2 separate regions of the Homo sapiens genome follow, and region 2 is linked to region 1. Evidence: chromatin loops called from intact Hi-C (ENCODE). Cell type or tissue: PC-9. All regions are shown on one strand. Links, peaks and the distances in the headings refer to the core of each region. The heading gives the core; the rest is flanking DNA.

Region 1 (15,875 bases), core at 2,644-10,643:
GCCCAAAACTTTCCCGGCGGCCTCCGGCGCGCGCGAGGGGGGCGCCTCCGCAGTCCTGTCCGCCCGGCCCCGGCCCCGCGCGCGCGTGGGAAGGCTCCGGGACCGCTTGGGGACGGCGGGCGGCCGGGGCGCCCTGCGGGGGGGGGTGTCGCCCGGGGGGGCGCGCGCGGGACACTCGGCGGGGTGGGGGGGACTGGGGTCCCGCGTGGGCGCCCACGCAGGTCCGGCGCGCCGACCGCAAGTCCCCCGGCAGTGCCGCCCAACCCCGCGCTCGGAAGTGTGGCCTCAGAAGCCGGGGCGGCGCGGACACCTGCCGGGCTCCGGGGGAGTCTGGGCTGCCTCAGGCGTCGCGCGCCGTCCGCCGCTGGGTCCTGGGCGCCCACCCGGCTCTCCCCCGCGGGGGAGCGGCCCCTCTGCCCTCGACGGGCGGCGCGAGCTCCGGACCCGGTGCGCGCGCCAAGGCGGCCGCGGCCGCTGCTTGGGTGACATGAGCGTGGCCCGGCGTCTCGGGGACTCGCGCTCCCTCGGTGTCCGCGGCTCCCGGGGGTAGATGGCCGGGAGCCTGCACCCTGGAGCCCGGCCGCCGTCGGAGAGGCCTTGGGACAGCGCAGGGCCGGGGGTCCTGGGTTTAAAACCTCTCCAGGAGCGGAGGGAGGGCGCTTTGTGTGGGGGCTTCTGCCGCGGTTCTGATGGCCGAGCGGTGTGACCTTTGGCAAGTCGCTCCCCTGACAAGCTCCTTTGCAGTCAGTGGCAATGTCTACACCGCTGGGTTGTCGGAAAGATCTAATGCTGCGTTGCCACAGAGCCTGGACCGGGGCCTGACCCTCACCGGCCCCCACGGGGCCCTCCCAGCCCCGCAGCCCTCGGCTGTCCCCTCTTCTGTCAGTGAGCAAGCAGGCCACGCCCTGGGCACAAAGGCGGCATTACCCTCAAAGGACCTCCCGGCGGGTCCCTTTTTCCTCTCTCAACCAGCTACCGGGCTGAGGGGCGGTGAGTTGGGGTTGATCCATGTTTATGGCTCCTGGAGAGGCCGTTATTTTGAGGTCACACCAGGGGACCTCTCAGTGCAGTTAACAAATCTACAAACTACACACTCAGAGGGTTAAGTGAAGTGACAGGGAAGCACCGACTCATAACTCTAAACCTTAGTGCCAGGCAGTGTTAAATGTAGTTTCATCGTTATCCGTGGCAGAAGCCAGCAAGGTGTGGTGGCGTCCCTGATTGATAGAAATGACATTAGTTCTGCATCCCAAGCCCCACGTTGATGTACTATTAGGTGTGTGGCTGGAGGGGTGGATTCCACCATTCGAATGAAGGAATCTTCACAAGGCAGGTTCGAGTTTACTGAAAGAATGCTAGCACATCTTTGGAGACCTTTTAAATATATGCATATATATATATAAAATGTTACATATATACACATATACACACATACATATACGCACATGTATATCCATATAGATATTTAGTTTTTTTAACCACTCAAGGCCCTCCAAACATCCTGTGATTTCAGATTTTGCCGTCGGGTAGCACTGACTTCGTTTGTCTCTGTAGTTCTTGACTCTCCCTGGCTGATTGTCCAGGCTGAAGAAGGTGTTCCTCATGTTTGCGTAGTGCCCCTGGCTCCTGCCACACTTCGCTGCTGTGCCCAGGTGGCCCAGCAATTTGTCTTCAGCTAAAAGTGACTCTTAAACTACGCGATAAATTACAAAGTGCCTGGGTTTTGGGATTCTAAAATTAAATGAGCAGAATGGAGCTGAAATTGAGCTGTGAGCTCACACTGCAAGAGAGAGGCAGAGAGGCACAGGTAACTCTCCCCGGAAATTTCTATCTGTGGGAATAAAAATGCCTAACCCTTGGCCATGCCGCCCCTTTGAGACAACCTCTGTCAGGCTCACTGAGTTCTTAGTGCAGTCTGCTCTCCTGGTTTTGCGGATGGGAGAGAAGATTCGCCCCGATGCACACTCCGTACCCAGGATATTCTGGGGAGTTAATCGGGGTCTCCCCAGCTCTGTCTAGTGCAGCCAGCATGAATGCCACGCAGCCCGGTCACTCAGGCATGGTGCTGGCAGTGGCACTGCGGTGACATTCACTAACAGAGATTAGCTGGTTGGGGATAGGAGCTGTCTCAGAGGCTTGTGTGTGATTACTCACGGAGGGCCTATTACTCTTTATTCCAAAACGAGCTTTTCTTTCCCCCCTCTAAGTGCACTGCTAATGTGGAAAAGGCCTGGAGCATTTGAGCCTCTACCCACTCAATAAGAACTCTTTGAAAACCTTATTTGCCTTTTTTTCAGCCAGGAGAATTTGTGACTCATAAATAAGATGTAGATATTATTAGCTTTGACTTACAGATGAGTAAATGGGGGTGAAGTAAGGGAAGGAAGCTGTTTGTGTTCACATGGTACGCATATGTCACCTCTGACAGTTCCATCCCTGCTCATTTGCTTCTGCCGTATTCTCTGTTCTGAGGTCTCCTTTGTGAAACTCTTTCTCCAAGCCCTTAATGGGCAATTAGTGTTATGTTCTGTACTTGCCTGAATCGCAGCCCTGGTTTTCTCCCAGATAGTCGCTGTGCTCAAGGTTCTTGCTTGTTTTACTTTCTTCCATACAACTAATAACTGGATTCAGTTTATTTCACATGGCCCAGAGGTAATTTAGACTGGTGGTTATTCACCTTTCTTGTGTCATGGCTCCCTTTCAGCACCTGATAAAGGCTGTGGATCCTCTCCATTGTAAAATATGCATCACCAGGGACAAGACAAGACAGCCTCTCTTTGTCCCTCTACTCATCAGTCCAGGTAACACCACAGGATTTCAAAGGGAATAAAAATGTGGAAGTGTCCAATGTCATTATCGGCAGATGACATAACTACATGGATAATCCAAAAGAGCCTGGAGATTAACCCCTGGAGCTAATAAGGGAGTTGATCAGCAACAGCCACCTGCATGGCAGCACATCTGAGAAGACGAAAGAAACCATTCTTCATTCTTGCATAAAAGCTGTTAGATACGTTGAAATAGGTCTTTTAAAAAGGTGAGACTTTTATAGAGAAACATAAAATATTTAGAAGAAGGACTGAGAAAAGAAAGTTTAGGCTGGGCATGGTGGCTCATCCCAGCACTTTGGGAGGCTGAGGCAGGCGGATCACCTGAGGTCAGGAGTTCGAGACCAGCCAGACCAACATGGAGAAACCCTGTCTCTACTAAAAATACAAAAATTAGCTGGGCTTGGTGACACATGCCGGTAATCCCAGCTACTTGGGAGGTTGAGGCAGGAAAATAGCTTGAACCTGGGAGGCGGAGGTTGCAGTGAACCGAGACCGCACCATTGCACTCCAGCCTGGGCGACAAGAGTGAAACTCCGTCTCAAAAAAAAAAAAAAAAAAAAAAATTTAAATAAATGGAGAGATGCGTTGTGTTCATGCATGGGAGGGCTGGCTCTCATAGTTGCCCCAATTTAATCTGCAAATTCAATGTAATCTAGTTTAAGCTGTGACAAGATTTAATGTGGAATATGAAATCACACAAATGAATTATAAAATTCATATGGAAGAGTAAGGTCCAGGAATACCTCAGACAACTCTGGGAAAGAAGAGGAGGAGGGGAGTTGTGGTAACGACAGTCCAGCAGTAGAGTCAACTCAAACCCAAGCATGTGTGGGAACTTGTATGTGTGAGCTGAAGAGTTACAAATAGATGGGGAAGGATGGGCTATTTACTAAATGGTGCTGGGAGAACAGGCTCTCCCCATGGAAAAACAATTAGATCCTCACATTACACAACAGTACATTCCAGATGGGATTAAAGACTGTATATAAAACTTTAGAAAGAGCTGCAGTGGAATACCTTTGTCACACCGGGAAAGGAGTCCCTACACAAGTTATGAAAATAAATTTCAAAATGAAGAGACTGATACATTAAGATAAAAATTCTATGTAAACAAAGGCATCCTAACAGAGTTAAAAAGCAAGAATAGACCAGGAAAGTATTTACAATATATAACAAATACATTAGTACACAGATTATTTTGAAAACTATAAATCACTAAGAAAAAAAGATACACGCCAGGTAGAAAAATGGGGAAGTTTATGAATGGAGAAGTCAATGAAGAGAAATCCAAATGACCAGTAAACATAAGAAATGATGCCCAGCTTCACTCAAGTTCGCTGGGGGTTATTGGAGCACTGCAATTTAGGCAACGATGAGATACCATTTCACACCTATTGGATTTCCCGACACGGAAGAGTGTTAGCATCACGTGCTGGCAAGGATATAGAGCAATGGGAACTTTCAGATGCTGCTGGTGGAGATTGGTATCGTTTGGAGAGCAATTTGGCGATACACGGTGAGGCTGGACTTGCTAGTCCACAGCCAGACATATCCTGGAAGAACTCTCCCACGTGTGCACAAAGAGACTTGTATAAGAATGTCCATGCAGGCGTTTTTTTAAATGAAGGAAAACCCACCTTCCCTGAAGTAGAATAGAGAACTAAATCAAAATAGTCACACCATGCAAGACTCTACAGTGGTTAGAAATGAATAAACCAGATCTATATCTACACAGATACATCTCTCAAATAGTGTTGAGAGAGAAAAAAGGCAAATTGTAGGTGTCCAATGTGATCATATTCATGTAAACGTTAAGAAACACACAAAGCAGGCCGGGCGTGGTGGCTCACGCCTGTAATCCCAGCACTTTGGGAGGCAGAGGCGGGTGGATCATCTGAGGTCAGGAGTTCGAGACCAGCCTGGCCAACATGGTGAAACCCTGTCTCTACTAAAAAAATATGAAAATTAGCTGGGCGTGGTGGTGCACGCCTGTAATGCCAGCTACTCAGGAGGCTGAGGCAGGAGAATGGCTTGAACCTGGGAGGTGGAGGTTGCAGTGAGCTGAGATGAACAGGACTGCACTCCAGTCTGGCCGACGAGTAGAGTGAAACTCTGTCTCAAAACAAAAACAAAAACAAGCAAAAACAAAGCACAAAGCAATACTGTATTAATTATGGATGCTTATAGATGTAGTAAAAGTATAAAAGTGTGGGCTGTAAGGATCTGCATCAAATTCTAGTTAGCAATGACCTCCAAGAAGGGAGGGAGGGGAGAGGAACTTCAAACTTTATCTGCAGTGTACTGCTTTACAACACACGCTTATGTGTGTGGGTGTGTGTATGTATAAACATACGTGGATTATATACAAAATTGTGCCTAGACATTTTGTACTTTTTTTCTTTGTATCAGGGTATATTACATGTGGTGATGTGTACAAGTGTGTATATATACACACGTATAATATATAAACACACGTATATTGACGCATATACCTATATACATAGACATATACACAGATACACATAAAACATTGAAGAGAGAAAAAAGAAAAGGGAGATGCACATGGTACACCTACCGCATGGTGCTTCTGGACCATCTGAAGCCCACCGCTGGAGGCAGGTGCCTGCAGGCCCATGTTAAGAAGTCCCTACTTTAGATGTCCAGACTGGGCCGATCCACTTGTCAAGGAAATGGTGACAGAGAAACAGAATGTCTGGCTGCAGGTCGCATGGGCGTTTGGACAGAGCTGGACACGGAGCCCAGGAACCCTTCCCTTCTCCCCTGCTTCTTTCTCCTTCCAGTCACCCTCGCTCTAACCTGTGTGCATTGTCACCTTTGACATTGTGACTCAGAAAAGACAAGTTGCTTGTGTGGAGAGGATGGCAGCAAGGTATTCTCCACATACCAAATCACAACAGCTCAGCGTCTGCTGCTCTTGGAAATGATGTTTATCTTAAGGGTGGTTCTTGGATGCCATGCTTTCCCTTGGGTTTTTGCTTTGCCTGGGGTATTGAGCTAATTTGTTGCTTCTGAGTCTGAACATAAAAAGGCAGGCTGGCTGCCAGGGCCCTAAAAGATCTAAGAGCCTTAAATGATCTTGAACTTGCCTTAAATAGTTTTACTTAAAATAGCTACTGAGCAGGACATACCTGGCCCAGAATTTCAGGTGAGCCTGCACGATTCATTTGTCAGCAGAGGAAAATTGTCATGCTGCAGACAACTTGTTCTTGCAATGAAAAACAAGCCGAAGCCTTAACCAGGTGTTAAAATGATGGGCCAGAACTTGTTCCAGCCACAGCGTCAGGGGTTTGGTAGGGACAAGGGGAGACCCGGAAGAGCAGTCACCTGTGACCTAGTTCTCTGGGATTGGTTTTCGGTCTAAGGCTGTCTTGGTTTTATGCTCTGAGCCAAGCTGGACTGGCTGTGCGCGGCTGGCCTGCGAGAGGTTCTGGGTGTGAACTGAGGGACAGAGGCAAGATGAGGGTTGTGAAGCTCATTGTCTTAACCCTCCTATCTGACGTCTTCACCCGGATGGTGATGCCTTTAAGTGGGCAGGAGTTTAATTGACCGGACTGCCCTCCTGAGTCATTGGAGCTGGTGCGGGGAGTGGTGATCAAAGCCGAGCCAGCTGCCATCTCTGGAGCCAGAAAAGCTCCAGAAGGCAGCATCCAGGGCAGACTCAGAATCAGGACTGAGCAGGTGCAGGGGCAGACTCAGAATCAGGAGCAGACTCAGAATCAGGACTGAGCAGGTGGCTCAGCTGACTGGACCATTAGAAAGGCTTGAGTTTCTCTGGGCGGAAACCAGGGAAGCAAATGAGAAACACGGAGCTGTCGATGGGCTGGGGGAGGCTGGGACACCGCCTGATACTCCTGCCGGCTTTGAGCTTTGGGTGGTGACAGGGACACTCAGGGCTGTCCAGACCCTGTTCTCCAGTGTCCGCCAACTGCATGCCGGCTGGGAACGTCCTGAGCTTTTTTGGATCTCTGAGCCTCTACACAGATTGTGGCATCTAGAAAGTAGTTCCTCTGATCTTCTGCAGCTCAGCCAGGCTGCCGACACCTCTCCTCCTCCTTTCACCCTGCCCTGGGAGGGCTTCCGGGTTGTACTTGCCCTGGGTGGCTGGCCTCCTCCTGGCTCCTGGGACTGGGTCTTGGCCTTGCCACCGACCAGAAGCCCTGGTCTTGCTCCCACCAGCTGATGTTTCTCCTGACTATTGCTCCGAAGGCCCTCACCAGCCCTGCAGGGAGGTGTCACCAGGCCTGGTTAATGGTGATGAGGCCTTAGACCCAGGTACCTTCTGACAAACCAGTGACTGACAGGCCAGGGCCGGACCCCACACCCTCTGACTCACCTTCTACTGCTGTCACCTCGTACCTGCTTCCCAGACAAAGGTAAATCATCAGACAGAAAAGCCTTTCGGCTTCTGCCAGAATGAACAGACAAGAGGCATAGCAACCTCCGGAGACCCCACCAGCCGCCGTTTCTCCCTCTGTCCACCGGGTGCGTGCACATGCGTGTGCGTGAACGCGCACAGACTCAAAGGGCTGCACACCAGCATGGCTCTGTCTCGGGGAATCTGTACTGGCTCCTGCTCATCAGCATTGGAACCACTCACACCTCTCTCTATTGGAGGGAAAAAGAAAAGCCCTCCAGTCCTTCTAGGAAGCCACTCAAACTACACATTTGAGTCACTCACATTTCAGTCACTCAAGCTGCACATTTATCAGCTGGACTAATCATCTTTTGCTGAAACCTCCTCCTCGTGTGGGTCCCTGTCTACAAGAAGAGACCCCTGTCTACCTTAGTGGCAGAGCTGGAGGCCTAGAGGTCACCATCGCCTCCTCCTGCTCCCGTGCTCCCCCAAGCCTGTCTCACTGTCTCCTGAATGGCTCTCAGGCTCCCTGCATTGCCCCTGCCACCGCCCAGCACAGGCTGTGGCCTCTGTGGCCTCTACCTGCCTCAGGGCCTCCTCCTGCCCCACCCCACCGCCTCGAGCCCTGGCTGTAGCTGCAGCTCTGCCCATCCCCCATCTTCATGCTTTTGCTTCCTTTCAGGCTTTGCTTCTGTTGTTCTTCCTGCCCAGAACGGCTTTACCTGTCACCAGGTTCGCCCCTCAGCCTTCCCACCCGTCACCAGGTTCGCCCCTCAGCCTTCCCACCCGTCACCAGGTTCGCCCCTCAGCCTTCCCACCCGTCACCAGATTCGCCCCTCAGCCTTCCAAGTTCTGCTGCACTGTCAGTTCCATCAGCCGACTCACCCCGATTTCCCCAGCCCGCCGGATGTACCCTTCGTCTGGGCCCCCAGGCCCCCTGCCACCTGGACGTTGCCTGCTGGCTTGCCTGTTTCTGACACTGGGCTCTGGGCTTCCTGGGTGAGTCAGCCCAAAGTTAGGCCTCTGGCTGCTCTCTAAGGTTAGTTCCGATTCTGCCACCTCTGTGGTGGCCGGCAGACGTGCGTTCATTTATTCAGCGAGTATTGCTGTGTGCTCTCACTGGCCTGGGCACTTAGAGATAAGAAAATGTGGCCCCTGCCTTGCAAGAGTCTTAAGAGACTCTTGGTTATGAGTCTTTGTGAGGGACCAAGGCCAGGCACCTGCGCTTTGTTTAAGTGTCATTTATTGAACCACCCCCACCATCGCTTTCTCATCCCAATCGTTTGCTTTTTGGAGTCACTCGATAGGCCCTGCCACGTACGTACTTGTACATGAGGACACCCTCTTTGTGATGCTGTAGTTTGCCTCTTGGCCAGGTCAGCTCCACACTGATCTGAGAGCCCTGTGTCCCCTGAAGGCCCCACTAGTGCCCTGGAGGCCCCACTGGTGCCCTGGAGCTCACTGTGGATGCTTCACACCCTGCGGGTCCCATCATCCCATCAAGCTGTGGTTTTTCCTGATGTCCTTGTGCCTCTGCCCTTTGAGCATCTGGAGGACCCAGCAGCAGGCGCAAGGCCCCCTGTCTAGTCCTGCAAGGAAGGGGGATGAATAGCCATCAGCTGTCAGGAGCCTCACGCTCCATGGGATGGGATCAGCAGCCTAGGGTTCCCATGGCAACCAGCCCATCAATGCCCTCAGTGTCAAGACAGGGGCACCGTGGAAAGGAAGAAAGTCTCATTGTCTTGCCTTGGCTGCTTGGGCATAAACAAGCTGCGCTCCACAGGGCCCCGCAGCCACGCCCGACCTGTGGCTCTGCCCAGCCGCACATGGACCCATTTACTGAATTGGGCTGGGAAGAGGCTGTCACTGTTAGTTCTCTAATCTTCCTCGGGGGCTCTTGTATTTCTGCCACCGGCCAGCATCCATCACTTCTAGAGTCCTTGTTGGGAAAATCCATCTTCTCAGTGAGAGTGGGCAGAAACAGCCCAAATGGAGCAGACTACCGAAGCTCTGAGTGATCAGCCAGACCGCCCTGGGGGGAATCCATCAGTGGGTAATGGCATCACTCACGTTCCTGCAAGGAACCTGGACTTCCAGACTTTCCCGCTTTGGTTTCAAACACCCTGATGACAACTCTCAGACATATCTCCTGTGATCATTTAAGCAGATCACCTTGAGATGACCACTGCTGGGCTTGCCACAGGCGGACAGTCTAAGAAGGTCCTGTCCCCCTTCCTGGACTGTCCCCCTGGGAGGACCCCAGCAGTGGTCACTTACAAGAGCTTCCTTCTTGCCTTCAAAAGGCCCAAGTTCACCTCCCTGATCATTGCCGGACTCTTCCCTGGGTGGAGATCTGGGAAGGTGGTGGAGGGGAAGGGAGGGGCTGCCTCGTGTTGGATAAGGGCCCTCCCACCAGAGGTCAGGCCTGCTGTTCCCTGTCTAGTAGAAGGCTGCATGGAGGTGCTCCTGTGCCCCACACCGTTCTGCTCACCTATCTTGTACCCCGTCCTCCAGATGGGAAACCAGATGTCTCTCTGGATTCCTCCCACCAGCCTCTGCATGCACCGACCACAGCCCTGTCCGACCAGCCTCTGGGTCTTTCTCCCCTGCCACCCAGCCCATGGCCACAGCCGAGGCCGGGCCTGCTCACTCATACTCTCACTGGTGGTGAGTGTCCTGGTGACTGCCTCACTGGCTTCCCTGCCTCCCTTCCAGGCCATTTCCCACACGGCCATCCGTAGGATTCTTCAGAGCCCCACTGCTCTGTGCTCACCCAGAACCCTTCACTTTTACCACACGCATCTTCATGAAGTCCGGGCCTTTGACATTCAGGACACTTTCCATATGCTTTTTCTTTCTTCTGCACCTATCTGTTGCTGTCGTTTTAACCTGGGGGCCCCTTCCTTGTGTGGTCTACCCGGGCCCTGCCCTTCTTTGGCATTAGCCAAAGTGCTGCTTCCTGACCTGCCTGCAGCCCTGTCCTCTCCGAGCTCCACGGAGGGGCTCGGCCATGGCGTGCGGGGTGTCTCTCTCCCCGCTAGACCCTCTGGACCACAGCGTCTCATAGTCTGCGTCTTTACGTGACTCATTTTGCTTCCTGAGGCCCTAGTGCAGTTCCTGGCACTGAGAAGGTTTAGTGAATGAGAAATTGTTAGAATTTTTTATATCAGGACCTGTGATGTCCTGATTCCATTCACCAAAGGCAAATCATCCTTAAGCGTGAGTATGGAGAAAATGCTGACCTTGTTATCTTCACTTCTGCTGAGCTCTAGCAGGTTTGTGAGCAGCAAATATTTGTGATGTTTCTGTATAGTCAAATATCGCTTATGCTTTCCACCCTTTGACATCTCTTGGTACCTTGCTTTTGGGTTCTGTGTTTCCTGGGACTGAGTCTTGCTGAGTGATTCCAGTGTCACCTGCAGGGACTCTGCTCTCAAGGCCAAGGCAGATGTTCAGTCATCTGTGCCACGTGGCTACTCCGAGGCAGAACCGGCAAGTCTGGACACACCTAGCATCCTAGCCTGGTGTTCTCTGAAGCTCAGAACGAGCATCTTGCTCCTTGGTGGGCAGAAGAACAAGAGGAAAGGAAGCCAGAAAAAGAGGACCGGGGAAGCCACAGAAGAGGGAGGGAGGGAAAGTGGGAAGGAGGACTGAGGACAGGAGGCATGGGTGTGTCCTGCGGCCTTGGTGGAGCCTGTCCTGTGGAAGGTTTATTTTCTGTAAAGAAGCAGTCTGGCTCGTGCCTGTACTCAGCCTCTCTGTCCCCACACGTGACTGTCCTTAGAATAGCAACTGGGTCCTCGGATTCCAGTACCCCACCATGACTGCCGCCAGCCACTCCTATGTCAGTCTTGGCTGTCTGCCAGGCACTGCTGATGATTGCCCCCAGAACCGTACTATTAATCCCATTACACAGATGAGCAAACTGAGACCCACAGAGGCTGAGTAACCTGCTATAGTAGTAAGGGTCAGAGCAAGGCTTTCAACCTGGGCAACTTGCATTCCAGGCCTTCCTCATAGACAGAGTCTGTGTCTATTAGGAAAGGCTACAAGGAGCAGGTGGCATGTGAGCCGCCACGGAGCTTGGCTTGGGGCTTTCTAAGTGGCTAGGGCAGAGGGGTGCAGTCCAGGCAGATGGAGGGTTGGGGCAGAAGGGACCTGTGAAGAAGTCCTCCTGTACTATGGGATCCTCCCCTCCTTATCAGGGCTCTGGCCTGGAGCTCAGTTCAAAGGCTTATCTATGCAGGAATGAAGGCAACATTCTTGATGTAGAGTCTAAGAGTCTGAAGGTCAGGGAACCTTTCTTGGATACCCTCCTTTCTGCCTACCAGAACCCTGTGTTTCCTGCCTGCTGGGAGGCAAGTGGAACACAGTAGAACCAGATCCCAAGAGGAGAGAAGAGGCTGGAGGGGGACCCACAGTTGCATAGAGGGTAGCATGGCCTGGTTATAAGACTGTTTACACTACTTGATTCCTCTCAGTATAATACAGAAAGGATATGTGGATACAGAATATTTTTGCAATACAGAAAAGAACAAGAAAACCATAAAAATCACCCATAGTCCCACCACCCCAAAATAATCACTGTTGACACTTTGGGCCATGACTTTTTGTTTTGTGATTCTGTGTCTGAGTGTGTGCGTGCACACTCATATGCAGGTTGAATATCCTGTATCTGAGATGCTTGGGAAAAGAAATGTTTTGGAGTTCCAATTATTTTAGATTTTGAAATATTTGTGTTATGTTCACTTGTTGAGCATCTCTAACCTGAAAATCTGAAATTGGAAATGCTTTGAGTGTCCTGTTGGATTTTGGAGTATTTTAGATTTTCAGGTTAGGGATATTCAACCTGTGTAGGTATGCATGCACACACACACAGACACACAGACACACACACACACGCACACACATATATTCACCAATGTCTTATACAAATAGGATTGTCTACTTTTGCAACTTGTACCTCCCACGTCAATAAGTCTTCTATGGCGTAACTTGTAATGGCTGCTCAGTGTACCTTGGCGTAGCTGGCCCATCATTTGTGTCATTCTTTCCTGACGTTTAGGTCAGTGAGTTCTTTATCACTGCGTGGGGAGGTGGATAGTGCTGCAGCTGCTGTGGAAGGTCAGGACCGTGCAGGGAGGTGGAAGAGGCTCTGCCACTGCGCTGCTTCCCCGCCCCACATGCCCTGGGTCCCTGGTTATGGCGTCTCATCCCACCTACCTGCATCTCCCGTCCGGCATCACCAGCCTTGCAGAGGGTCCACACTTGGTAACATCTGTTCAGTTCAACTCATTAGGATTTTATCGAGCATTTTTATTTAAAAAATTATACATTGCATATAAATTTATAAATTTAGAGTATTATATAAATGCTCCCCCATTGTAAAGAATTCACACAGTGCAGGTGTACAAAGCAAAATCCAAAATCTCCTTCCTCCCCTCATCCGATCCCTGATTTACTCCTTCCCTGAGATGTCACCACTGTTCACACATTAGTATATGTGTCCTGTTTCTGTGCCTTAACAGACAGATACGTGCGCATATACACACAAAAAGAATTTTTGTTGTTTTTTTTTTTTTTAATATAAATGGAATCACACTAAACATGTTTTTTTTTTTGGACCTACCTAGGTTTTCTTCACTAACAGTGGGACGTCTTGGGAATCTTCCCATGCTCGTACATAGAGACCTACCTCATTCTTTTTAAATAGTTTTATGGCATTTTAGAGATGCAACATGTTTTGTTATACCACACCTGTGAATGTTCCTTTGATTTGCCTCCAGTTTTTTTCTGTTATAAGCAGTGTTGCAGTGGTTATCCTTATTCATGACTCTGCACTTGTGAGAATTTCTGTAGGATCCATAAGAACAAAACAAATACTAGTTATAATAATAAATGGTGATTGCTGGCCCTTACTGTGTACCAAGTAACTTTTCATGTGCTTTCCTTGTATTGACTCATTTAATCTTAGAAACTCTATGGGGTAGGTGTTATTATTACCCTCATTTTACAGATGTGGAAACAAAAGCACAGAGAGGTTAAGTAACTTTTTCCCAGTTACACAACTTGTAGGTGCCAGAGCCAAGATTTGAACCCGAATAGTCTGACTCCAGAGAGGGGACCTGCTGAGTCAATGTATGTGTGCAAGTTACATTGTGTTAGATGTTGGCCATGGCTCTCCCAACAGATAGTGCCAGTTGACACTGCCCCCAGAAGTGTGTGTGGGCCCCACCGATTTTGTGTAGTGATGACCAATTGTCATATTTGCCAGTTCTTATAGGTGACAAATGAGATCTGGTGGTTGTTTTAATATGCTTCTTTTCCCTCATTGTTATTCAAGTTAAATGTTGCTTGGCCAGCACAGTGGCTCACACTTGTAGTCCCAGCACTTTGGGAGGCTGAGGCTGGAGGATCATTTCAGCCCAGGAGTTCGAGACCAGCCTGGGCAAGATGGCAAGTTCCTGACTCTACAAAAAAAAAAAAAAAAAAATTAGCCAAGTGTGGTGGTGTACGCCTGTGGTCCCAGCTACTGGGGAGGATGAGGTGGGAGAATTCCTTGAGCCCAGGAGGTTGAGGAGTCAGTGAGCCAAGACCACATCACCGCACTCCAGCCTGGACGACAGAGCGAGACCCTGTCTCAAAATAAATGAGTAAATAAAGTTAAGTGTCTCTTTATTTATTAGGCATTTTAATCCTTCTCTGAATTGCTTATTTATATTCTTTGCCCATTTTTTCAGTGGGGCTGTTTGTCTTTTAATGATTGCTTTCTCTGTGTTGTAGATATTCATCCCTTGTTTTTAAGTACGTTGCTTTTCATTGAACACTGTTCAGAGTGTTTGTTGGCTTTGCCTGTTGTTGTTTGAAGTAAAATCTGCAGCACCATTTGTTTGCCAGGCTTTGGGCTCGTCACTCAGTGTAATTCAGAGATGAGTAAGACAAAGTCCCCACCTAAAATAGACAGCACGTAACTCTTGCGAGAGGAGTAGTGAACGGAATATAGGGGCGGAGTCCAAATGTTTTAGGATAAGTGAGGAGAATGGGGCAGCCTCTCAACTGGGGATTCAGGGAAGCCTTTGTGACCAGTGGCGCTAGGGCCAGACCTGGAGGGGTCCATAGAATGTTCACAGAGGAATGGGAAGTGGGGGTGTGTTTGGGCAGATGGATCGTGAGTGCTTTAATCTGCATCCCATCCGAAAACAACTCACCTTCAATGACCCACTGGAAAAGAGTCTCATGAAGAGGCTACTTACAGGGTGTGCATGGGGACAAGGGAACCAACAGAGGGTGTTGAGGTACCCGGGGACTGGGTAGGCAGTGGTGGGGAGCTGCTGCAGGGATGGAGGCAAAACAGTGTTAGCAGATCCTGTGGGAGCTGGAGCTGAGTAGGGTGCAGCCTCCTTCTGGTGCCTCCATTGGCCTGGGCAGTATTGCCTGGAGGGCTTAGTCTTCTGCAGCACTGAGCAGGGCAGAGAATGGTGGAGAGTGGGTCAGAGGTGTCAGGGGAGGTGGAGGGAGAAAAATCAGCTCAGTAAGGATAAAAGCAGAGATAGAAGTTCCAGATGTGTGAAGGCCTCAGCAATCCTCGATGCCATTAGAGGGTAGGGGGGTTCATTTGCTGCTGGTTTTACTTAGCAAACATTTATTGGATGCTGGCTCAAAGCCTGGCCCCGGACGAGGTGCTAAGTTATAAAGATGGGTCAGGCAGGCTGCGCACCCCAGTGATCACCGCCGTGGCGCCAGTTTTAGCTTTCCACGTGTCCTCTCCGAGGGTCACAGCAGAGGCCTGTGGTTTTATGTCTGTTAGACCCCATGTACCTGGATCTGTGCCTCCTTGTCCCAGTTGGAGTTTATTTAGGTGTGTCTGTCTGAGGACAGATTTTAACATGGAAAAATAAGTCCATTTTTGGCCGCCATTGAATTCAGTCTAACATACATCTTGATCTTCTGCTGTTTTTTTCCAACTTAAACAAACAAACAGAAATCCCAATTTGTGTTCCTCTTGATAAAGCCCAATTTCTATAGAAAGAAAAGAAACCTTATTGCTGTCCTATCAAAGTAACCATTTATGACTGAGCTCATTAACAGTCTTATACACGGTTCTGTTTCTCATTTGCAGGAATATGATGCCGTTAGCCAAGAACAAGAAGTTAGATTTGTTTCAGAGGCTTAGACAACTTTATGTATCATGACTTTGATAATCTAAGACCCTCACAACCATTCATTCATTCATTCATTCATTATTTATTTATTTATTTACTTATTTATTTGAGACATGAGTCTCACTCTGTCACTCAGGGTGGAGTGCAATGGTGCGATCTCAGCTTACCGCAACCTCTGCCTCCCAGGTTCAAGGAATTCTGCCTCAGCCTCTCTATTAGCTAGGATTACAGGCGCACGCCACCACCTCCAGCTAATTTTTATATTTTTAATAGAGATGGGGTTTCACCATGTTGGCCAGGCTGGTCTTGAACTCCTGACCTCAGGTGATCCACCCACCTCGGCCTACAACCATTCATTTTAGCACAAGATGCAAAAGCCTGTCTGTGGGAATAGATGCTTTCTCTTCCCCATGGAGTTCTGTGAACTCATTAGTACTTTCTAGGATTTTTGTTTGCTTGCCTGCTTTTTCAAGGAATTTGCTATTCTACCTTGTTCTGATATTTGGT
Region 2 (15,875 bases), core at 3,521-11,520, 83 kb before region 1:
GCTGCGGAGGGCTGTGGTGAGTTCAGGAAACACATTCTGGCCATGCAGTGTCCAGAGCAGAAGAGGGAACTATCTTTTCCTTGTGTCTTATTTCGAGAACCAAGAAATCCATCACAGACCCTCTCCTGGGAGACTTTTCTAATATCTAATCAGCCAGAACTGGGCCACATGCCTCTTCCTAGGCTTCTGATTAGAATGATCATGGTGGATGTAGACCAACACAGGTCCAGGCTCTGGGGCTGGGGCTGCACCAGGAACATGAAGACCTAAAGCAATCAGGTTCTGTTCCAAAGGAGGAGGGAGGAATGGCTGTTCGGTAGTAGGCCGTTTCTGCTTTTTAATTTTTTTAAAATTTTTATTTCATTCTTTCAAATATAGAAAGTCAAAATTCTGACACCAATTATCTCAAAACTATGCAAAGCAATTCAAAATGTTTACAAGCATTTTCCTTTAGTTTTGCTTCTTTAAACAATGATGTGATCAACAGATATATCTTTGGTTTCCTTGGGAGTGAGGATATATATATAGAGAAAGACAGACAGGTAGGCAGATAGATAGATGACAGATACATACATAGATAGATACATACATACATAGATAATGGAGAGCCAGAACCAATGCATTAGAAAGTGTATCACTATTCTTCCAATCTACCCTCTGTACTCTTAACAGGAAATGAGTATGGCATTTGCCCAGTGGATAAACTTTACTGTTTTCAAACTATGCAGAACATAAATTTTCAAACTATGCAGAACATAAAAAAAAAACTTTGCAGAGCAGAACTTTGACATCCACAAGTCTTAACTATCCATGATTAGCACACCAAGTCTCATTGCTAGTGTTTTTCTTTTTTTTTTTTTCATTTTGAGACGGCGTCTCACCCTGTCGCCCAGGCTGGAGTGCAATGGCATGATCTCAGTTCACTGCAACCTCCACCTCCCGGGTTCAAGCGATCCTCCTGCCTCAGCCTCCTGAGTAGCTGGGATTACTGGCACCCGCCATCATGCCTGGCTAATTTTTGCGTTTTTGTTGAGAAGGGGGTTCCCCATGTTGGCCAGGCTGGTCTTGAACTCCTGACCTCAGGTGATCCGCCTGCCTCAGCCTCCCAAAGTGCTGGGATTACAGGTGTGAGCCACTGCGCCTGGCTTGCTAGTGTTTTTCTGTTCATATGCTAAAAGCTTGGCCACTGGGTAATTTGGAGAAATGGTGCCGAAGATTGAACCACACACATTGAAATCAACCCCCACAATGCATCCGTGCCATCTGGTGCCCTAGAAGGAGAAACCTCAGTCGTGCGCACAACCTTAAGGGTCAGAGGTGTGCGTTTTCTCTGTGTTGCTTACAGTTAAACTGCTTTAGTGTGAAAATGTTGGCAGACCCTTCAAGAGAAAAAAAAAAAAACACGCCATTAGGCCTTTTAATTTAGTTTTGCTGAACTGGGCTTTAAAGATATGTGTGATAATAACCAGCTATGTAAAATTGAGGGATATAGTAGTCCATTTCAACCTAAATAATTATCTTCTTTAACTTTAGGAAATTTTCTTGTATCATTTTTTGAAAAGTATCATACAGCAGGTCCTCGAATAACGTTTTGTTCAATGTTGTTTCCTTATAATATTGATGGGCAAAAACGTGGCTTCCCAGCCAGGGTGGGGACCCCGTCTGTGTGGAGTTTGCACGTTCTCCCCAGGTCTGCATGGGTTTCCCAGGTGCTCTGGTTTCCTCCCGCCCACACCCCAAAGTCGTGCATGTGAGGTGATCATCTTGTCTAAATGGTCCCAGTGCGAGTGAGCGTGGGCGCGTGTGAGTGCACCCTGCGATGGGATGGTGTCCCGTCCGGGACTGGTTTCCACCTTGGCCTTGAGCTGTCAGAACAGGCTCCGGTCACCCACCACCCTGATCTGGAATAATTGGGTAAATAATTACCTTGCCTGTTTTTATTAATCTATCTTAAATGGATGTATAGCTCACAGTTATTTCAGTGTTTTATAGTGGAAGAATTTTGGTCTTTGTTTAGAAGTTTGTAATGTTTTTGTGGCCAGAAATATACATAGAGGCCTAACTCTTGTATATATCAACCAGCCTTTGGGAAACTTGTTTTTCTTTCACTTGAAGTCACAGTTTCCAAGAACCTATCCACGACATCGAGAACTTACTGTGCATGAACTTGGTTAAAGAGAGGTAGAGAGAAAATATGAGAATGAGAGAACCTTCGATTCTTTCAGTAGACAGTACACATTCTCTTACATGACACGAAATAAAATTCAAATTTCTAATAATATCATCTACGTATTTTTAAAAATCAAGTAGTTTACTTAGGTGAATAATAAAAACAGTCTTTTCCTGCCTCATCCATGAAACTTCTAATATTTACCCCTCTGAGATGAATGCTTTTAACTGCTTTAGCTGCTTTTTATTTTCTGGCTTTTATATCCATATTTCTATGTACTATATTTGACTATACTGATATTTTTGACTTTTTGATTTTAGATATTATCTACTGATAATGCATTTTACCTCCTGTGCACAAACACCCATAGACTTCCTCTCTTGCCAATATTGTATCTCAGTTTTTAGTTCTGTATGTATTTGTGTTTACATTATGACTGTGCAGCTATTAATCACAGCTGAGTCATATAGTGTACTCTAGTTATAATTTCTTTCTTGTTTAGCTTTTTGTCTTTTCTAGATTTAATAGTTTTTCTCATTTTCCTTCTGTTTAGTTTTCTATGTACTAATCACTAATTTGTCACCAAACTGATTGTATTATAAAATTATTTTGAATATTTTCAAACTCATCAACACCAACTCATTTTTGAATTGGAGACATCTTTCTCAGAATCCTCGATCTTCTGTTCTAATCTTGAAGTGTTACTTTCCAAGACTGCTGCACAGCTGTCCTGGGATGTTCCTATTATCCTGGGCATTCCCTTTGCCTGTCTCTTATGTTGAAGACCCTCCAAAATTTGACTTTCTCAATTTACATATTTATTTTTAACTAAAATTGAAATAGAAAACTCATTTAATTGAAGCATAAGTTACATATTATAAAATTCACCTCTTCAAAGTGTATAATTCAGTAGTTTCATTATATTCACAGAGTTGTGCCACCATGTAGTACCAAAACATTTTACTTCTCCCAGAAAGAAATCCTGCACCCATTAGCAGTCACTTTCCGTTTGTGGCTGGCTTCTTTCACTCAGCGTAATGTTTTCAGGGTTCTTTATGTTGTAGCATGTACCACTACTTTGTTCCATTGTGTCGATGTACTACATTTTATTTACCCATTTATCAGTGGATAGACATTTGGGTTGTTTCTTCTTTGGGGCTATTACGCATGATGCTGTTACAAAATTTGTGGAACTTTTTATGTGGACATATGTTTTCAATGCTCTTCGGCTTATATCGCTCTTTACTTTTGATAAGCCATATCCTCCAGTTGCCTTGTGAGAAAGGATGCATGACAGAGAACGTTGGGGACATGAATATTTGCAAATATCTTTATTATACCCTTACGTTTGGTTGATAGTTTGAGCACAGACTTATGAGGTGGAAATTGTTCTACCTCACTTCAACTGTGGTCCTCCTAACCATGCGGCCAGCAGGGAGGCTGATGCGGCCGGGGTAGATGTGTGAACGCTGAGCAACCTGGGAGCCAGGAGTGGCCCTTCCACCCTGCCCGCTCCCAGCCCAGGTGACAGCCTTCCCCTATCTTGCCGAGGCTTCTCTCTGTAGGTTCTAAGTTTGCTCAGTAACTACCCGATTCAAGGAGCGTACTTTGCCAGCCTTTCTGTCCTGAGGCCTCCGTGCTGGCCTCCCGGTAGTGAGCTCATGGACATCAAGGCTCCTTTCCCCCACGGCAGATCTTCTCTGCCTCTCATAGTTGCTTTTCTGCCCTTTTTGTTCTGCCTTTTCTTCTTTTGTTCTTCCTGCAACAAATCTGTGATTGTACGCTCCTCCTCCTGGATCGCACCTCAGGCCCGCCCTGCCCTTAGAAACTACATTAATCATTGCCAGAGATCATCGGGACACTTTCCTGGTGGCCTGTGTAGTGGCTTTTCCCTTTGGTGGCTCCCCTCCATGCCCCAGCCCTCCTGCCCTGGTCTGGACACATAAGCACGTTCCCAGCCTGCTGGCTGCAGATGGTCCAATCCAACTGGGAAAGGACCCCCTCCCAGGAGGGGAAGAAGCTCAAATGAGGCAGTATGACTTCCCAGATTTTCATTTTTGAAAAATGGTCCTACAGCGCTACCAGCATCCATTTGAGAAAGGACATTCAAAGCAAAGCTCTTCATTTCTGCAACCCTAGGTCTTTCTGGCAAAGATAAATAGGTGGTTAAGGATCACAATAAGGCGTGAGATCCCACATCCAATTCCCAGACCCCTGTAACAGGCTGTTGAATGAGATGTGATTCCTCAGTATGTGACAGAGGACTTGCATCTCCCGGACACTGACATTGTTACTGTTCTTGAGTCTGAAGGGAATTAAGAAAAATCTTTTGCAGTCACTGTTATTTCAAGCACTGATTCATTTCCCGTTTGGTTGACTCTATGCGATGCCATCTATCTCCAGAAGACACATCCGATAAGGAGCAGCTCTTCTTGTTTTTCAGTGATTTGCCCAGGACAAAAGTGATTGTTTCCCCTCTCTTCTACTCCAGCGAACCCTTTGCCCCTCTTCCGAGAGGACCTTCAGGAGCGTTTGTGCAAAGAATGGACCCACTTTCTAAGCTGGTTGCTGACTTTGTTTATACTCAGGGTCCTGTAAGGCCCTGTGTAGTGACTGCTTATAATTTTAGCCTTGGCATCTATTTTTAAAATACAAGTTTAAGCCAGGCATGGTGGCTCACACCTGTAATCCCAGCACTTTGGGAGGCCAAGGCAGGAGGATCCCTTGAGACCAGGAGTTCAAGACCAGCCCAAAGCGAGACACCCACCCCCCCACCGCCCCGTCTCTACAAAAAAACAGCTGGGTGCGGTGGGGCACCCTGTAGTCCCAGTTACTCGGGAGCCTGAGGCAGGAGACTCACTTGAGCCCAGGAGTTCAGGGCTGCGGTGAGCAAGGGTTGCACCACTGAGCTCCAGCCTGTGCAACAGAGTGAGATCGCGCCTCTAAAATTAAAAAAAAATTAATTTAAAATTTTAAAAAAATATAAATTTAACTTTTCTATACCAGAAGCAGGGCTCAGTCACCTTGATACGGTTTTCAATACTATACCTCATTGGAATGGCTCCAGTGTGTGGCCAGAGATAAAACAGAGGCATTTCTCCCTCTTGACAGGCTGGGGTCCCCTCTTCCTTTAAAGGATTCAGACACTTGCCCCTGGACTTAAAGTGATCACTTCTGGGTCACGGTGTAACCTTCTGGAACTGTGCCTGCCTGCTAACCCACCAACTAAAGCTCCCTTGGGAAGCCTATTTGGGTAGCGCCCTGAACCCCATAAAGACATTGGCCCATGGGTCCCTGATCTCTCTCTGCCTGCACTCGCTGACCTCCTTCTGTGTGTGGGTGTGTGTGGCCTCCAGGTGTGTCATGTACCCCCCAGAGCTTGTAAGTACTAAAAGCTCTTAAATTTTCACATCATGGCCATGCCCTGACATCCAACCCCTGATGGTGAGGCAGCCCAAGGAGACCCCTGCATGTGGGTCCCCGCGGGCACTCTGTTGTCTGGGCTTCTCTTGACTGTTGGTAACAGTCACTGCCAGCTAGGTTGATGGAGAAACTCAAGAGCTTCATTCCAACACCCTGGCGGGTGCCCAGCAACACACTTCTCTCCTCTGCGTCTGCACGACTTCACAGAGCACCACGGGAAGGCAAATCCATGATTCCAGTCAGCCTGTCCATCTCAGCAGCACCCTTCCCAGCCATTAGGAGCATCTCTATCTAACACAATTGCTACAGACTCTTCGCATGCTTTGTTTAAATAAAATAAAACCTGTATTGGAGCACATGCTTTGGGGGAAGAAGCAAAACCTCTTTTGGCGGAAACTTCTGTTAGACGCATTAGTCCCCAGTCCACGTGGAGGACTGCATGAGGAACCCAGGTCCAGCTCCTCCAGTGTGGGGATTGCTGGCAACGGGTGAGGGGTGGAACAGACCGTGAACTCACGCTCTCCCCCTCTGAATTGCCAGCTCCCCACAGAAGAGGAATTACAAGTGAGAACTCAGCCCGATGCATCATTCACAGCTCCACTGTTCTGACTTCTAATTCCATGAGCATGGTCACAAGTACAAAATATGTGATGGGCCCTGACTTTTTTTCCTCCTCTGCATTTTCTGGCCAAGTCAAGAGCTCTGAAATCTTTGCCTCCGGAGGCACTGTGCTGTGGTGGAGAGACCAGTGTAGGGTTCAGTGATAGGGCTTCTCGTTCTTTACTTTTTTTCATTTCTTACTTTATTTTCTGTAACTTTCATTTTAGGTTCGGCGGTACGGGTGAAGGTTTGTTACACAGGTAAACTCGTGTCACAGGAATTTGTTGTACGGAGTATTTCATTGCCTAGATATTAAGCTTAGCGTAGGGCTTCTAATAGTTCTAATCCTGTTATGGACTCTGTGTGCATTTGAGCAACACCCCAGGCCTCTGTGTCTTCAGGACTGAAGTGAGAATATTGGAACCAGTGACCCAATAAGGGTGAACATTTTTATTTAAAATATTTTAATTTTAAATCTCTTATTAGATGAAATTCCAGCTATTCAGTGTTCCCCACAAGTCAGTTAACTTGTTATATTCATGCATTTCCAAGCTATAAAATGAAATTTATTATGTCTTGATGTCTCAATGTAGAGGGTACAGTCATAGCTGCCTGCAAATGGAGACGTCTGTTATTCGGATAAAGACATTTTTTATCCATTTTAAAGTTTTTTTATCCAGTTTGGATGATTACTTGGCTATTGTATTACAACTACATTGCTTGCAAGTGACAGACACCCAAGTCGAATTATCAACAAGATGAATTTATTATTGGCAGGTGTATAAATTAGGATTCTTAGGCGCAGACTACAGAATCCACTCCAGTTTATTTAAGAGAAAGGAATTTATTACAGCCTGTCATGTGGTTTGTTAATTTCTGGGCAGGTCAAAGACCCAAGCTTAGACCTTAGAGCCAGGAGAAATACATGCCTAGATCACAGGACTCTTCTGAAAACTCCACTGCCACTGCTGCTGCCCATAGCTTAGGTTTGGGATGATAGACCCTCTACCCCAGCTACTCAGAACAGCCAAGCACCTGGGCCATTCTACTTGCTGAAAGTCTGATCTCCCTGAGTGTTGCCACCACCCTGGGGTGCTCATTTCCAACTCCCAAGTCTGCAGGTGTCTCTGCCTGGTGGGACCCAGGTCACATGTGAAACCTTCTCTGCAAGGGAGTCTGGGAAATGCAGACTGAGGCTTCCCATCCTCTAGATTCCCGGGAAGACACTGGGTAGGTTGTGAGGGTACCAGTCTGTGGGGCATGACATAGCAGCATCCTGGAGGACCCCTCAGAATCTGTGGGCAGTGTGGGGCTGGGCCTTAGGGGCAGAGCTGGGCACTGGGCACTGTGGGGAGGTGAGGACGTCATCTCTACCTCCTTGTTTCCTCTGCCTCTCTCTGCCTGGCTGCTGCCTTGGAGTAACACAGCTTCCGGGAGCACTAGAGTTTTACATGTTAGAATCCAGGTCCCACAGGGGTCTAAGTCCCAGTTCCAACCTCCTTGGGAGAGTGATGGGTTGGAACTGGGACTTATCAAATAGCCATCCGTATGATAACCATTGGAAACAGAAGAAACCAACGTTCCAAACAGGAGAGTAGCAGAGGGTAGAAGTGAGGTGTGGAGACCGGGCGTGGTGGCTCATGCCTGTAATCCCAGCACTTTGGGAGGTCGAGGCAGGAGAATCGCTTGAACCAGGGAGTTGGAGGTTGCAGTGAACTGAGATCACACCACAGCACTCCAGCCTGGTGACAGAGTGAAACTCTGTCTCAAAAAAAAAAAAAAAAAAAAAAAAAAAAGTGGGGTGTGGAGTCTCTGGGCAAACCAAATAATACCAAGAAGCCAAGAATTCTTTTGAAGCAACTTTACCCCTCAGCTGCTATTGGCTGAGTCTAGGTCTGTCTCCTTCCTGCATGGCAGCATGATTTTCTTAGAATGTTACACAATCCCTGTCCTTCTGGGCTGTGGTCATCAGGAGTAAAGGGTGGTGACAGTGAATTGTCAGGGCTGGGCAAGCTTGGCCTGGGTGAGTATCCAGCCAAGTGGCCCTGGGCAAGCCCCTCACTCCTGTCTTCCCTATTTGTAAAATGGGCTTGCAATGGTGCTTCTAGAGATCATGGAACCTATACATAAGATACAGGGATCCTTCTCCACAGCATCCTACAGGAGCAAAGGCACCAGCGTGCTCCTTCAGATCCTCCAGAACCTTGTCTGGACACTGGTGTCCTCTAGAGAAACCTCCTTTCCAGCCGTCCCATACCCTCAGCACCTACGGTCAGACAGAACTGATCCTGGCCTCCAGATGGCCTTTTTGTAGCCACTGGTAGTGCTCCCCTTGGCCACTCAGCATTCCACTGGGACACCAAGCCTCTTTTTTTGTTCCAGGCCTAATAATTATAGAATCTTTCTATGCAAGTTTTATAACCCTGAGTTTTTAATAAAATATCCCAGATTATCTATATACAACAACCCATTGGAAAAACAGCAATGATTGACTCTAATCCCGCAACCAGTTTATATCTCAAAAGGAAAGGCTGGCTGGGCGCGGTGGCTCACGTCTGTAATCCCAGCACTTTGGGAGGCCGAGGCGGGTGGATCACCTGAGGTCAGGAGTTTGAGATCAGCCTGGCCAACGCGGTGAAACCCTATCTCTGCTAAAAATACAAAAATTAGCTGGGCGTGGTGGTGTGCACCTGTAATCCCAGCTACTCAGGAGGCTGAGGCAGGAGAATCTCTTGAGCCCGGGAGGCGGAGGTTGCAGTGAGCCGAGATCGTGCCATTGCACTCCAGCCTTGGCAACAAGAGCGAAATTCCGTCTCAAGAAAAAAAAAAAAAAAAAGAGGAAAGGCTAAGAAAATAACACTTAGAGATTCCAAGTGACCTTGCGTCTCCAGATTCAACCCCAGTACTTGAAAGCTTGAAATTCACAGAACGTAAAATTAACCATTTTAATGTGAACAATTAGTAGCATTTGGTAACTGCACGATATGGTGCAGCCGTCGCCTCTATCTAAGCCCAGATTTTCATCACCCAAAAGGAAACTCTGTACCTGGTAAGCTGTGGCTTCCCATTCCCCTTTCCCTCCATCCTGGGCAAAGACTAAGTTGTTGTCTCTATGGATTTACCTATTTTGAGCATGTCCTATAAGTGGAATACTGCAGTATGTAACCATTTATGCCTGGCTTCTCTCACTTGGCATCATGTTTCCACAGTCCCTGCATACTGGAGCATGTACAAGTGCTTCACTCCTTTTTAAGGCTGAGTAATATTCCACTGTATGGATAAATCACATTTGCTTAACCATTCATGATAGACATTTGGGTTGACTCCACATGTTGGCTGTTGGAATTAGTGCTGCTATGAGCATGGGGTACATGTGTGAGTATCTGTTTTCAATTCTTTGGAGTACATTCCTAGCAGTGGAATTGCTGTGACATATGGGAACTCTATATTTAACTTTTTGAGGAACCGCCATACTATTTTCCACAGTGGCTGAGCCATTTCACATTTCTGCCAGCGATGTACGAGGGTTCCAATTTCTCCACAACCTTGTCAACACTTACTTTTCGTTTTTAAAATTATAGCCATCCTGGTGGATGTGAAGTGGTATCTCATTGTGGTTTTTATTTGCTTTTCCAAGACTTTTTTTTTTTAAAAAACTGAAAGAGTTGGCAATTTTATGTTCACATTTCACAATACAGATGAAAACTGTACTTTTTTGGTCTCACTTCTCCCCTCCAAAACTATTCTCTGGTAGGAAGGGGGAGCAGGTCTTCCTTATGCTGCTAAGGAAACACCCAGCGTCACAGCACCATGGTCTCCTGGAGAAGAACAAATAGCAAAAAGCTGATATGACGAGGTCTCTCCACTATTCTAATCTGTCTGGCTTAGTTATTCTGGGCTGCGTGGGCTCCACCATGCGATGGGTGGGCGGGCTCATCCTGGGGGCCTGGGTAACACTGGCATGTGACATCCCATGGGTGGCCTCATTCCAGGAGCAGGTCCCATGGCATCACCCTCAGGAGGAGGTGGGCCTGTCACTGGCACCATAGGAGGACCCCCCATAGAGGGTGCTGGCATCACACCAGGGTGGCGAGGAGGACCTGGGCGCTGGTGGAAGTGGGATCCCTGCCCCTGCAGGAGGAGGAGTGGAGAATGGAGCAGGAGGTGTCCTTCCTTGTTGAAATGCAGCCGTTGTCCTGTGCATCAGGCTCGGAGCCTGCTCTTCCATCCCTTTCCGGCGCAGGTCTTTCCTGTCCTCTTTGTGTTTCCCACCGCCGCCCTGTGTCTTTCTCGCAGATGGAGACTCATGGGTGAGGTCTGCACCACGGTGATACCGTCACAGTCAGACTCGGGCTTGTTGCTCCGTGGGCCATTGGCCCGGAAACCACGTGCCTCCAAGAACGTTTTGAAGTGAGAGATGACGCTTTGTTCTTGATTTCTTGAGGTGAATTCTGGCAAATAGGAGATGGGCTGAAGCCTGTAGCAGAGTAGATGTTGTCCGAATTTGCCAGCAAAAAAGAAAGACCTGTGGACTCTAGAAGCTGTAGCTTCCAATCCCCAGTCACATTCGAGGAGATGGTGTCCACAGAGGAAGAGCGTGGAAAATGATTTCCCTACTGGACTCATGGCCACATCACCGCAATAGTGCATTTTTACTTCTGCATGGTGTTTTACCAAGTTACACATCTTTGTGAACAGGACAGGGGCCTGTTATGTGTTATGGATTGGCGGGTTCCCTGTGGTGTACACAATCTTACCCCAAGACAAGCCCTGGTCTGGAGGGCTCTGTGTGTGGCTTGCCGGTATCAGGGACTTCTGGGGCCAAGACTGGGAAGAGTTGGGGTGCAGCACCCAGCGGCCAGTGCTCAGGGAAGTTCTGGGAGGCCTGGGCTTCCCAGAGACAACCTGATTGCCTATGAAGGTGAGGCTGAGTTGGGACTGGGTTCTGGGCTGCATTCAAACCCAGATGATACATGTCCAAAACGGGGCCCTCTGGGTGGACGGCAGCACAGGGGTAAGGAACCTCGCTGATTTAGCTGAGCTCTGGCTTCCGTGGGTGGAGGAAGTGAGGCCCTCTCAGGAGCTAACCTAAGAGATGAGGCCATTCTTGCACGGCCACCGCTGAGGTGCGATCGCACAGTGCAAGTCCTCTGTGCTGTGAGCCGCCCGCACTCTCAGGACATGAGCGCTGGCCCCTGCATGGAGCTCCAGGACGGCGGAGTCCACCCGGCAGCCCATCACAGGCGGGGGCAAAATTCAAACCTCCTCTGCCTCTTGCCTCCCCAAGATATTGCCTTTGTTGTCCGCCTGCTCCCTTGTCCCCCAGCTTACACCTGGTACCTTTCCGGCTCCCACCTCCGTTACTGGTTGCTTCTCCCTATTCCTCTGCTACGGAGCCTCTGCAGCCTGAACATGTGGTAATGATTCCTTCCTCTTTTCTCCCAGGCCCCAGAACTTTGTGCGCCTGTGCCCTGCACATCCATGCAGCTTCTCCATGAGGCAGCCTAGGCCTCCCAGGACTTCCCTGCGTGACTTCCCTGAGCACCGGCCACTGGGAGCTGCACCCCAACTCTTCCCAGTCTTGGCCCCGGAAGTCCCTGATACCTGGTAAGCCACATGCAGAACTCTCCAGACTGGGCTTCTGTGGATGTGACTGTGCAACCCACAGGGGGGATCTGCGAGGGTTCCCTGGACCAGTCCCTGCTCCACCTGGAAGCCAGAGGTGGCAACATGAACTGCAGGAGGGGTTTTGCTGCTATAATGTGGGTTGCATGAGGAGGCCCTGGTCTTCCTCCAATCCCCCTGGGGATGTGGGGTCTCCTCCAACCCTCAATCAGCTGTGGTTGATGCCCTGCAATCCCCCACTTCTTAGCTGGGGATGTGGGGTCCCCTCCAACCCTCAATCAGCGGTGGTTGATGCCCTGCAATCCCCCACTTCTTAGCTGCCCACCAGCCTGAATGGACTCTGGGAACCAGCCCTGCCTCTGAGGTTCCTAACCAGATAGACAACGTCACAACTCTACACTCTCAGCTGCTGTGTGAGGCATGGGGAGTGTGCACAGAGCCTTTAGCTTAGGCTCTAGAATCAGGTTTGCTGGACTTGACAGCAGGTTGGTGTGGACTTGGACAAGTCACTTAACCTCTGTCTGCCTTAATTTCCTCATCTGTAAAGCAGGGATAGTAACAGTACTGAACTGTAGAGTGGTCATGAGGGTTACTAAGACAATGCATGAAAGCTACGTAGCCTTGTGCTTGTAGAAGAAAGAGGGATTTGAGTTATGACTTAAAACTGGCTGTGGGAAGGTCTGAACTCAGTGAGAAGCAGACAGGAAATGGCTTGATCTTCCTTACATCCTGGCTTCAGGTAAGACCACTCCTATCAGCTTTCCCTGCCCCTTGATGACATCTCAGATAGCCGGCTCACCTGTTTGCAGGCATTTTTAGTCAAGAAAAAGGCTGCTTCTTGTGAGAATGACTCACTTTTATGTATTAAAGAGTCAATTTGAACTTGACATCCATGTCAAACTCCCCCTCCCACAGCCCCCAGCACAGGCTGGGCTGGTGTCTGGGCCAGGGGTAGGGAAGGGGCAACACGTGTTCTTTTCCTAGTTCTCCCTTTCCCTCTCTCTTCTCACCCTTATAGGCAGGACAGGGGGATGGGGGATTAGAGGAAGTAAGCAAGAAATCTTTTCCCTTTTAACTTAACTAGTTCTGCAGCTGTAGTTCTCACATGGCAGCCACCCAAATGCTGGCTCTCATGAGGACCGCGTTTTGTGGCTTCTTCAGAGGCCCCACGGGGATATGCACCCTGTGTAGTTTCTTAACCCCGGAGACATATGCTTTGGATAATCTCTTGCAGCCCCTCTTTTCTGGGGATCCTCCGTTGTACCCTTCTCCTGATCCACGCCTTCCCATCTTTGTCTTTCTCTGTCCCAGGAGGCTGACTCCCAGGGACTGCATCTTTGAACTTTCTTCCTGGATGACTTCTGGGCTTGGCCAATGGAGGTTCCAGCAGGGGAGTGGAGGGTGGAGGGAAAGAGGAGTCTGAGGCCTTCCTCACCCCCTGTCTCTGCTACAGGGCTGCATCTGGCCATAGTGTGGCCCCCACATCCACAGCCCTGGCTGGGCTGCCCGACCTCCCCACCGCCAGTCCTCACTGGGCTCACATGACAACAATTCATCCTGTTTCCCCTTCATCCATCAGTGGGAGTGGTTCCCTGCTAATGCTAGTCCTGGGTCCCTCAACACCCCACCTGAAGCAGTGCCTTCAGGAATATTCTTCAAAAGGCAACAGGTAGAGTGGGATATCAGCACTATCTATTGGCAATATATACATCTGACAAAGGACTTGGATTCAAAATATTTATGTAACTCCTACACATCAATAAGGAAAAGACAACCCAACATACAAGGAACTGAAGACTTGAATAGACACCTCCCGAAAGAACACATCAGAATACCTTCCTGCATGTGTCTCATAAATATATGCAAAAGAGTTAAACTTTGTTGGCCATCAGGAAAATACAAGTGAAGACCTGTGAAAGGTGGTCGTACACTCACTGGAATGGCTAAAATAAACATGGTGGCCATTCCGAGTGTTGGTGAGGACGCGGGGCAACCAAAACTCCCCTGCACTGCCGGCGGCAGCGTATGGCGTGGACATTCTGGAGAAATCTTTGGTGTGTCTACTAGAGCTTTTTTGGGGGTGATGTAAATGTTCTGGATCTTGTTTGTGGTAGTGGCCACATGACTGGAAATATTCTGCAAAACTCATTGAATGGGACACCTTAACAGAATGAGTGTAATTTTGTATAGATTTTGTCTCAGTAAACTCAATTTTTATAAATCTCTTTATTTTAACCATTTAGGGTGAATTTCTGCTGGGACCTTGACTGACAACTTCCTTTTCCCTCTGCACCTGGCAGCTCTCCTTGGCACTTGGCGGCTGCTCCAACCAGTCTCCCATCCTCAGAGGTTTCTAGGAGAGAAGCAGGCATCATTCTTTCTGCTCATTTCTACTTCCAAACATTCACCAAATATCTCTCAGGAACATTGTCACCAGGGACCGTTCAGCTAATTGCACAGGGTGGGCACACAGTCATGTCCCCTCTGGCGGCACCCTGATTTCTAAGGGTATCTCTTGGCATCACGTGACCTGGTTCGAGGGACACCTCTTGGCACTCCCACTGCATGACAACCTACTGCTCCCCTCAAGACCCCTTCTTGCCCCATTTCTCTTAATTCTTCATACATTCTTTACAGCTGATTGGCTGGACCACTGGTTAAGAGTTGCAAAACCAGTTTAGACTTCTTAGTAAGCCTGAGAGTGGGTTTCTGGTGGCTGGTGGCTCCGTGCTCTTTCGTAAGTGTGGGAGGTACTTCATTCCAGTTGTCCTTGACTTTGGACTGTAGCCAAAATCCAAATGCTCCGGGAAATGCTTCCACAATGGCTGACGGTAGTGTGCCCTGGTTTGCTCCCACCTGTTGCTGCGTCCACAGAAGCTTGTGCAACACAATCATCCATTGCTCTGCGGTTTTCAAAAATAGCTGGTTGGTTGGTTGAACGAGGCCAGACAACTTTTTTTGGAGGTTTGCAGTGCATAAATAACAACCACAGTGAACCTGAAGTAAATCCGAACCATTTCCTGCCCAGCTTGCAGGGCTCTGCGCGGATTCAAGAATTTGTCTTTCCAGCGTCCCTAATACACCCACGAAAGAGGGACCAAGGTTCAGGCAGAAAATACTCTCCTAAGAATATCGGTCTTTGGTGGTCACAAGAGGACAGTCCCTGAAGTTGGCTTTTTGTGACATTGCAACATTCAGCAGGAGGAATATATATAATTTTTTTTTTTTGAGATGGAGTTTTGCTCTTGTCACCCAGGATGGAGCGCAGTGATGTGATCTCTGTTCACTGAAACCTCCGCCTCCCGGGTTCAAGCGATTCTCCTGCCTCAGCCTCTCGAGTAGCTGGGACTGCGGGCACGCACCACCACGCCTGGCTAATTTTTGTATTTTAGTAGAGACGGCGTTTCACCATGTTGGCCAGGCTGGTCTCGAACTCCTGGCCTCAGGTGATCCACTCGCCTCGGCCTCCCGAAGTGCTGTGATTACAGGTGGGAGGAGGAATATTTTTAAAGCTGAAGACATCTGGCCACCGGTTCCTCCATGAAAGTGGATACAGCTTTTTAATGCATAAGCGGGCAAAGAGAATTTGCCAATAGCTGGGACTTCGTCACTTAAAATCTGGTAGGAGCCCCACTCCTATCCAGCCAGGACTAATGCTTTCTCTCATGTAGTTGTGAGGCTTGGCTTCTATTCACGAGCCCAAAGACTGGCAGAATCCAGGAGAAGGCTAAGAACAGGAGTGACCTCTCCAAGAGGCATCCACTCCAAACCCAGATGACGGAGTTAGGGGGCATGAACTGATCAAGAAGCAGAAACTGGACACACAGGCAGGGGTACTTACCTTTCTGGAGAATCCTAGAGGCCTCAAAGTGAGTGACACACACACCAAGTGAGTGACACCCACACTAAGGTGCCGGTGGGATTCCCACCAAGAGGCTGCTTCAGGTACGCACGGCCGTCCTGCCTGCGTCTGAGCACCAGATCCTGTTGAGCGGAAGTTTCTGCCCTGCTCCTTCACGGCGTGGGCACGGTCGTTCATCAGGCATGTGCAGCATCC

What was found. Peaks named below come from ENCODE experiments on the same cell type or tissue, not always from the same donor. Only the 100,000 strongest peaks of a DNase experiment are listed, where the experiment ranks them.
Region 2: a loop joins it to region 1, with 3 times the contacts of the local background. A loop is called at or near these places in 1 of 110 quality-filtered maps.

The regions. Positions count from the first base shown.
Region 1 is chr15:101,473,477-101,489,351 of GRCh38, reverse strand. All of the region lies in intron 1 of PCSK6 (proprotein convertase subtilisin/kexin type 6), which reads left to right. LOC124903566 reads left to right here and starts at 199. Exons shown (of 2, transcript XM_047433427.1): 1 at 199-8,002; 2 at 8,035-15,875. The coding sequence starts at 9,385. The coding sequence ends at 10,290. In PC-9, for the core only: no CTCF peak of the experiment used is centred there; DNase peaks (open chromatin) are centred at 5,741, 6,371 and 7,171; H3K4me3 peaks cover 2,008 bases; H3K27ac peaks cover 4,339 bases.
Region 2 is chr15:101,557,169-101,573,043 of GRCh38, reverse strand. It overlaps the pseudogene SNRPCP18. Among named protein-coding and RNA genes, the nearest start is that of LINC02348, 49 kb to the left of the region's middle. In PC-9, for the core only: no CTCF peak of the experiment used is centred there; a DNase peak (open chromatin) is centred at 8,073; H3K27ac peaks cover 320 bases.